Linked DNA regions of Homo sapiens: region 2 is linked to region 1. Evidence: chromatin contacts called from ENCODE Hi-C or POLR2A ChIA-PET data. All regions are on one chromosome and are shown on one strand. Each heading gives the region's core, a stretch centred on a gene start or an enhancer-like site at or near the end of the contact. The rest is flanking DNA. Distances are from core to core; before and after follow the strand shown.

Evidence for each region. A loop is a pair of places that touch in the nucleus more often than their neighbours do. ChIA-PET counts read pairs that join two places held with the same protein, here RNA polymerase II (POLR2A). Pooled maps may share reads with other maps.
Region 2: a loop to region 1 is called in a map of ascending aorta, with 2.1 times the contacts of the local background. The contact joins two enhancer-like sites. A Hi-C loop is called at or near these places in 2 of 168 maps with a recorded cell type or tissue (ascending aorta and chondrocyte) and 1 of 50 pooled maps. POLR2A ChIA-PET finds 5 or more read pairs at or near these places in 1 of 52 experiments (endothelial cell of umbilical vein).

What each region holds. Positions count from the first base shown.
Region 1 is chr9:4,142,750-4,146,797 of GRCh38, forward strand. The region is part of intron 2 of GLIS3 (GLIS family zinc finger 3); the gene reads right to left. Among named protein-coding and RNA genes, the nearest start is that of GLIS3-AS2, 150 kb to the right of the region's middle. Within about 2 kb of position 1,367, at least 3 of the 41 ENCODE cell types and tissues checked have a DNase peak (open chromatin) inside an H3K27ac peak, as active enhancers do.
Region 2 is chr9:4,204,960-4,208,878 of GRCh38, forward strand. All of the region lies in intron 2 of GLIS3 (GLIS family zinc finger 3), which reads right to left. Among named protein-coding and RNA genes, the nearest start is that of GLIS3-AS2, 92 kb to the right of the region's middle. Within about 2 kb of position 1,917, at least 4 of the 41 ENCODE cell types and tissues checked have a DNase peak (open chromatin) inside an H3K27ac peak, as active enhancers do.

The sequences.
Region 1 (4,048 bases), core at 117-2,616:
CTGTTAGACATTAATCTCAACAAGCTCATACTAACTCCAAATTCTCAAAATGGAATCAATACAATTTCCTTCCAAACCTAACCCATCTAAGTGTATGAAATTTTCACACTTAAGGATATGCATGTTTCAGAGAAATTTTGAGAAATCAAATTATGTTTTAAGGCTGAAAGATCAGTGAGGAAATAAATCACTTTGGCCAAATTTCACAGGTATCCGCTTCCCTTTCTTCTCTCTTATAGCTGTTGGGTACTAGTTAGCCAAACCTACTCTCTGACATACTCACCTTGCAAAATATCCAGAAAAAAAGAATAAAGATATGTGTCTTTTTTCAGCTTTTACTGGAGCATAAATGACAAGCAGAAACTGTGTAAATGTAAGATGTATAATGTGATGATTTGACATACGTACACACTGTGAAACAATTACCACAATCCATAGTTAACATACCCATAACCTTACATGGTTACCTTTGCATGTGCGCACGTGTGTATTTGTGTGTGTGTGTGTGTAGTGAGAAGTTAAGATCTACTCTCTTGGCCGGGCACAGTGGCTCACACCTGTAATCCCAGCACTTTGGGAGGCTGAGGCGGGCAGATCACCCGAGGTCAGGAGTTCGAGACCAGCCTGTCCAACATGATGAAACCCTGTCTCTACTAAAAATACAAAAATTAGCCGGGCATGGTGGTGGGTGCCTGTAATCCCAGCTACTCAGGAGGCTGAGGCAGGAGAATTGCTTGAACCCAGGAGGTGGGGGTTGCAGTGAGCCGAGATTGCACCACTGCACTCCAGCCTGGGCGACAGAGCAAGACTGTCTCAAAAAAAAAAATAAAAACAAAAAAAAACTACTCTCTTAATAAATTTCAGGTAAACAATACAGTATTGTCAACTATGGTCACCACATTGTGCATGAGCAATCTCCAGAACTTATTCGTCTTGCATACACTGAAACTTCGTACTCTTTGACCAATATCTCCCATTTTCCCCACCTCCCAACCCCTGACAACCACTATTCTACCCTCTGCTGCTATGAGTTCCAGCATTTTGGATTCCACACCTAAGTGAGATCAGCCAGTATTTGTCTTTCTGTAGCATCTTTTGTCTTTTTCTATCAAGCACACTGAACTATCTATGGCGAAACCATCTAAATGTTTGAAAGAGATTTTCCACCATCTTCAGAATTCTAGGATCAAGCCAGTGAGAAAGAAAAGAGAATAGACGACGTCTCCCTTCCTGTTTAAACATAGTGAGCACCTTAGTATGGAAAGATTTTCCCATTATCTTCTTTCAAAAATGTGTCAGCATGGTTTGGGGGAGGGTGGGACGACAGGGCAAGTGGGAGAGCTGTTATTGGACCTCAGGGGAGAAGGCAAGGGAACAAAGATCGAGAAACCTTGCTCCATAAATGCTGTCCTGTCATCTGACACCACAGCGCAAGGAATGCTACTAACACCTCCGTCCAAAGGAGGAAAGAATAGAGTCCGAAAGAGATCTGAAAAGAAGGCGGATAATTCAGCTCAACCGACTTGTTTTTTGACACGTAGCCTTGAAAAGAACAATTTTACCTCAGAAACTTGGCAAATACAAAGTGATATTTTTTGATAGGTTATAACATGCATTTTACTAAATGCATGAAGAGAGGGCGAGGGAAAAAAAGGCCAGGTATCTGAAGACAGGAAAGTTGTCAGGTTTCTCGTTTCTGTGTCATTTTTGTTTAGTCGGTCAAATGAAAATTCAAAACCATATAATTAGATGGTTGTTTATACATGATTAAGCATGAGCTCATTGGACTCTACATGCCAAAAAGTCAGAGATGTGGTTAAGGGCAAGAAGGAACTATTAATAAAAGGAAATAAAGCTGTAATACATTTTTCACTTATGAATAAAAATAACTCAAAGGTCTCTAGATGGAAAAAGAGAAACAAAATCAACCATGAGTAGGGGCAAGAAACCAGATAATTTTATAAATGGTTAGAATTCAATAAAACATAAGCCACTGGTATGAAAAGGCTTTTTTTCCTCCTCCATGATTCTAATCCTATTTTTTGCTTCTCGTAAACATAACTCACAATGAGAACATAACAAAACTTACCTGTATTATATTTCTTTAGAACTGTTCTGGGAAATATTTAAGCAAGAACATGCTGTTTATTTACAAGAGTTACTTGTTCTTCATAACTGTCTTCACCAGTAATCCTCTCCGGAAAAACCAATAGCTGTCAGCTCCCTTGGAAAAGGCAGTGTCCTTTTGTTTTTAACAACTGCAGAATTTTCTTCCCATAGCGAAGTGAGCCCATTGAAAGCAAGGCTTAACTGACCATAACCTTCATAAAGGTAAGGCAGATGCTCCCAGATCCCCCACAGGATCTGTGATTTTAGACTTGGGCTCTGAAAACTGGTGAATCAACTGCTCATAGACCAAACACCACACTATGGATGAGGTCAGTGGGCAAGTCTTTGGGATGGCAGAGAAAATAAACTGATCCAGGATCAGCCTACTTACTCCTTGTTAGGTAAGGTTTTTAAGCCAATACTACAACGTCCCACTACTGGGAAAATACATCAATACAGGGTACCTCTGGAGAACACGCTGGTAAATGAAAAACTACACCCAAAGGTGGTTCAATTGTGTGTGTTATTTTCTATAAGCAAACATATCTTTAGGTTGCCAAGGCTAGTACCTTTTGCACACAACTGCTGTGATACATATAGTACAACCAATTGATTGGAACAACATGATCTAAAACCAAAAATGACCAAAGCCCACAGGATATCGCAACACACAGTTCTTAAGAATGAGGCTAAAATGAATCTAATAACATTCAAAAAGCCCATAATGCCTAAGAGGCATGAACACCGACTTTTACAGCCCGACTCTGAGAGCAGTCTCCAAGTCACATCAGTGCCCTCTGTCAGAGGGACCTAACATCTCAAACTTCCCTCTCTTTCCTCTCCCTTCCTCCCCTTCTCTTCCTGCCAGCTTCCCTCCTCCCTTTGTTCCCCCTCCCTCCCTCACTTTCTCCCTTTCTCTCCCTCTCTCTCCTTTAGTATCAGCCAGTTCTGACTCCCAGAGAGAGTAATCTTCTCTGGGAAGTGCATACCCGCTCAGTAGAATTTAAACAATATACTTCATTTAAGCCTGTATGATAAACTACAAAATATAGAAATTCCTAAAAAGGTCATTTCCAAGAAACTAACATGACAAAAAAGTACAAATCTGAAAAGGCATGGACAATTGAGACAAAGCACAACATTCATAACTAATTTGGCAATTTTAACCTATAAAACCTATATATTATCTACATGTCTTACATGAGATAGGTACTTTGTTCTAAAGATACTTTTTAATTATTGACCTGATTTTGTCAAATTCAGTTCTTAACATATTCATTTAGTGCAAGAAGCTACCCAAAGCTGGGAGGAAAGTGCACTTTCATGAAACAAAGTCTTTATGCACCAGAACTTTATGGATTTGTGTCTTTAATGTTGAAGGAAGGGGGGACACCTTACTAACTTAATAAATATCGATTATTTGAAACCGTTGAATATCTACTATAGTTCTAGATAAGAAATTTGATAATTTATTCCTAAACAATGTGTGGCATGTAACTCAAAACTATTTTTCATCAATAATTAGTATTAATAATTAACAAGGGTAAACAACAAAAATACCTTTTGGAAATATTTCAACTTGGCCCTTTCCTCATTCCACAGGCTGCCTATTGCCAGTCTTTACCCTCAATTTAGGGTTAATGACTAAACTGTCCTCATCTCTGACATGCAACACTACTCAGCAGCAATCTTCCCAAGTATGTGCTCACAAATACATAAGATTGAAAAGAATAAAAGTCTTATCAAAGTCACTGGAATCTGGCGAACTGATTTTTAAATTAGCAACTGCAGTTACGATCCACTCAGCAGTGAATTAGATTTTTCAGCAGTAGGGACAGAACCCTGAATAAACTTCATCTCAAACGCCTATTCTCCATCCTAAATATGCAATTTATGTCTTTAATGCAAGAATTAGCCTACTAATAAAAATTAAACAGTT
Region 2 (3,919 bases), core at 667-3,166, 63 kb after region 1:
CTCAGGTCAAGAGTTTCAGACCAACCTGGCCAACATGATGAAACCCCGTCTCTATTAACTACAAAAATTAGCTGGGCGTGGTGGTTCACACCTGTAATCCCAGCTACTTGGGAGGCTGAGGCAGGAGAATTACTTGAACCCAGGAGGTGCAGAATGCAGTGAGCTGAGATCACCCCACTGCACTCCAGTCCCTGGGTGACAGAACGAGACTCTGTCAAAAAAAAAAAAAAAAAAGGAATCAGTTATGACTATTTCAAGACAGCAAGCCACTATTATTGCTGCTCAAAACCCTCTCTCTCTCTCCTTATGTACAGCACCCCAATTCAACTATTTCCCCACTTGTAGTCATGTGATCTGGATTTACAGCTCCAAGGCTAAGCCATGACTGGCTTCAGTCAATCCTCATATTCCAAAGCTCCTGGCCAGAGTTACGAATTGGTTCAGGGATAGGCAGGACCTGAAGCAGAGACAATGGGATACAAGGAGATATGTTCTGGGGATTCTGAGAAAAAGACATGCTGTCTCTTCCCTGGAAGATTTGATGTGAGAATGTGATGTCTGGAGCTGCTTGCAGGCCTAGTGCTATAAGAGAGGAAAGTCTAGAGGTGGGGGCTTGGAAGGTGAGTGAGTAGCACGGAGGAGCTGAAGGATGAAGCCAAAACATGGATGTGGGGAGAATCCAGGTCCTTGGTGAATCATTTCAGGCACTGGATCAAACCTCACCTAAGGCCAGCACCCACTTTAGGATTTTTCAGTTACATGAGACAAGAATTCTCCATGATTGTTTAAGCCAGTTAAAACTGTTCCAACAAGACAAGACTAAGAATCCAGGCTGACAGAGAGGTTCAGCAGTGACCTCAATGAAAGCAGTTTCAAGGGATAGGTAGACATATTAAATATGGATGACTTCTCCTTTAAGAAATATGAATAAAAGAAAACTGTTTAGGCTGCACTCAAAGGATCAGGTGTGGTCAACAGGATTTCTTTTTTTTTAGTTTGTTTTTGTTCATTGTTTGTTTGTTTGCTTGCTTGTTCCAAGATGCAAGATACCTGAATCTGATTTAGAAGCTGACAGAACTGATCTAGAAGAGAAGAGTTGAAGGTATGGAAGGGAAAATATATAAGTGGTACAAGATCCCCCCATTTTCAAATTATGAAGGCAAACTCTACATGCTTTCTGGTCACTAGATCTAAGAAAATCTATAACAGAACTATCTGGAAAGGGAATCTTAATAGTGACCAAGGGATATTGCAAGTGAGTATTAGCTTCTATATATTTATTGAAGACATTTTAAAAAGAGGTGGAAATGTTTCACTGTGGAAAGAAAAAAGCTCAGAGAGGCTGTAATGAGGGTGTTCTAAAAAATTACTAAAAGACTGGCTTACACAGGATCTCTTTCACCAAATTGCAGTATATGAAGACTGCCTAACATCTAACCTTGAAAGAGGCTTATTTTCTATTACTATTTCCAACTGAAAGTCATGATAATATAAAACTCAGACGCCTATTAGCAGAAAATAGAGGCGTAGCTTTATGAACTGCTTTGGAAAATCCCACACAGCCTATGTGCAGTGGACATTTAAATAAACTACAATATTCCCTGATCTCTGAGGTCAATGAAACAAGAGAATACTTTATAATCTCTCCCAAAGCATGTTGCTGAACTGGAAGAACTCTAGGCCTCACACCTTAAATTCTCAGGTCTAATAAGGGGTGTGAACCATCCATAAATGAAATGATATACTGGTGAAAAATGCAGAATTGTGGTAACGGTTTGAATGAAAATCTTTGATAGATCGAAACTCTGCATCAGTTTACCAAGAGCTGAACTGTTTAACTGTTTATTGAAATGCGACCTGTCAAATCTGAGTACAACTGAGAGATTAACATAGTTTTCACAATTCAGTGTAGATACTTGGCATATCGCGCTGGGAGGAAGGGGGGAGGACGAAGTCCATGATACTGACAAACAACAACTGCTTAATATCCTTATTTGGACATTCGTACTCACTGACGCCAAATACATATTTTGTAGAGCCAGAGGGGATGGAAGCCAACAAAGACAACTTGCCCTTTTAAAATAACAGAATCCCTAGACCAGAGGGCCCCTACAAAGGCAACACATTCATCCCTACCTCTGGGCTACACTTCCCAATCCATAATGGTATGTGGAGAATAATCCATAACATCTTTCATAACCCAGTCCAATTTTATCATCCAACCCCACCTCCCCTCCCGACACAGAGCAGCCACATGCTGAAGCTGCCCCCTTCGTCCCCACACTATGCAGAGGGAAGGTGGACTCTGCCAGCCCCACTAAACTTAAGGATGCACACAAAATATTTACAACAGCCAGCATGACAAGAGGAGCACTCTTAACTTAGGAATTTCCATTCAGCCCAAGGCAAATAATCGCTGGTGATTTATGCTCCTCCACTGGATGGAAAAGAAACATTTGCAGGATTAAAATGTGTATTTTTTTCATTATGCCTTTACCTCAAAATGATGCTTATGGAGCAATTTAGAGACAGGTTACAAATCTGGGAGGATTCATAATTATTCCTGCTTAAAGTTAATAATAACAGCTAAACAAATAGCTAACATGTTACTACGTGCCTTACACATAGTAAGATCTTCACAGACATTATTGCCTTTAATCTCCACAGCCCATACTATGTGTGACATAAGCATAATCGTACTCATTGTGCCTGCATCGCAGATGAGAAAAAAGCAGGAGAGAGAGGATATACTGGTTGCCCAAAGCCACACAGCTCATGAGTAGCAGATGGGGAACCCAGAACAGGCAGCCTGGCCCTGGGCTTGCATCCTTAACCATTACACCTCACTTCCTCCAAACAGGTATGAGGCAAAAAAGCAAAGGGAATGATCTTTTTAAGATCACTTTTGGGTCACTGATTCTATAATTCTAACTTCGCTTTCTTTATCTGGCTAAAATACTTCCACTTCAGCTGCCCCAAAAATGCTATATGTCCCTGGAACCACGTTGGGGGTAGCGGTGTGCTTTAAACAGCACAGTTAGTGTGTGTGACTCAATAACCATTCTGTACACCACCAGGAAAGTGACTTTTATACCACTAACGTCACATTAACCTCTTTGCCTGCCAAGAGCAGGCCTAACCAGGCCTGCAGTTTTCATTTGAGTTCAGTCCCCTGGGAGAAAAGCTTTTATTTGACAAAGCAGATTCTTGCCACACATGAGTAATCTAAGAAACTGATTTCTAAAATATGGCTTCTTTATACGACAACAAGTAGACATTCTCCCCAAGTTAAATGACAAAGGAGATCTGATAATTAAGCGGCTTGGGCATGGGGGATGGAGAGGACTCCTGTTTTAAATCTCGAGACTGCAATGGCCACAAACAAGTTCTGATCTTCAGTGGGCACATCTCCCTGCAGCTCAGCCTGACGTCAATGGCAAGGGGACTGAGCAAGGATCATGCCTCTGAACAGCTTCCAGAGAGTGGTCTTAAGAATATAAAGTCATGCTAAGTTGCTCAACATGGTGTAACATGAGTGTCTGAAAACAAGTGCTCTCTTCTGCCATTGCTGGAGTGGGCAGGATTGGAAGAGCCATTTCTTCTGAAGGCCCGTTTGGGAGAGGGGATTTTACAATTTAACCATGTCCTGTGCTCTCTGTAAAGTGTGACTGAAATTGTCTGTTAGGGAATAGTATGTTCCGCACTTGGGTAGAGAATAATTTGAAAAACCCTGGATGGTTGCTAGCGTTTAAAGAGTCTAACTCTGTGTGACAAAGATAGGTGTCCAGTTTTGCCCAAAGCCTTATGCCACCCTCTAAATGCCTGGAGATGGAACTCAATGGGTGGCTGGCTCTTGGTGACACCAGTGACCAACACCTTGTGTGCCCTTCAGAGGAGGTGAATCTGTGGCTAGAAAGCC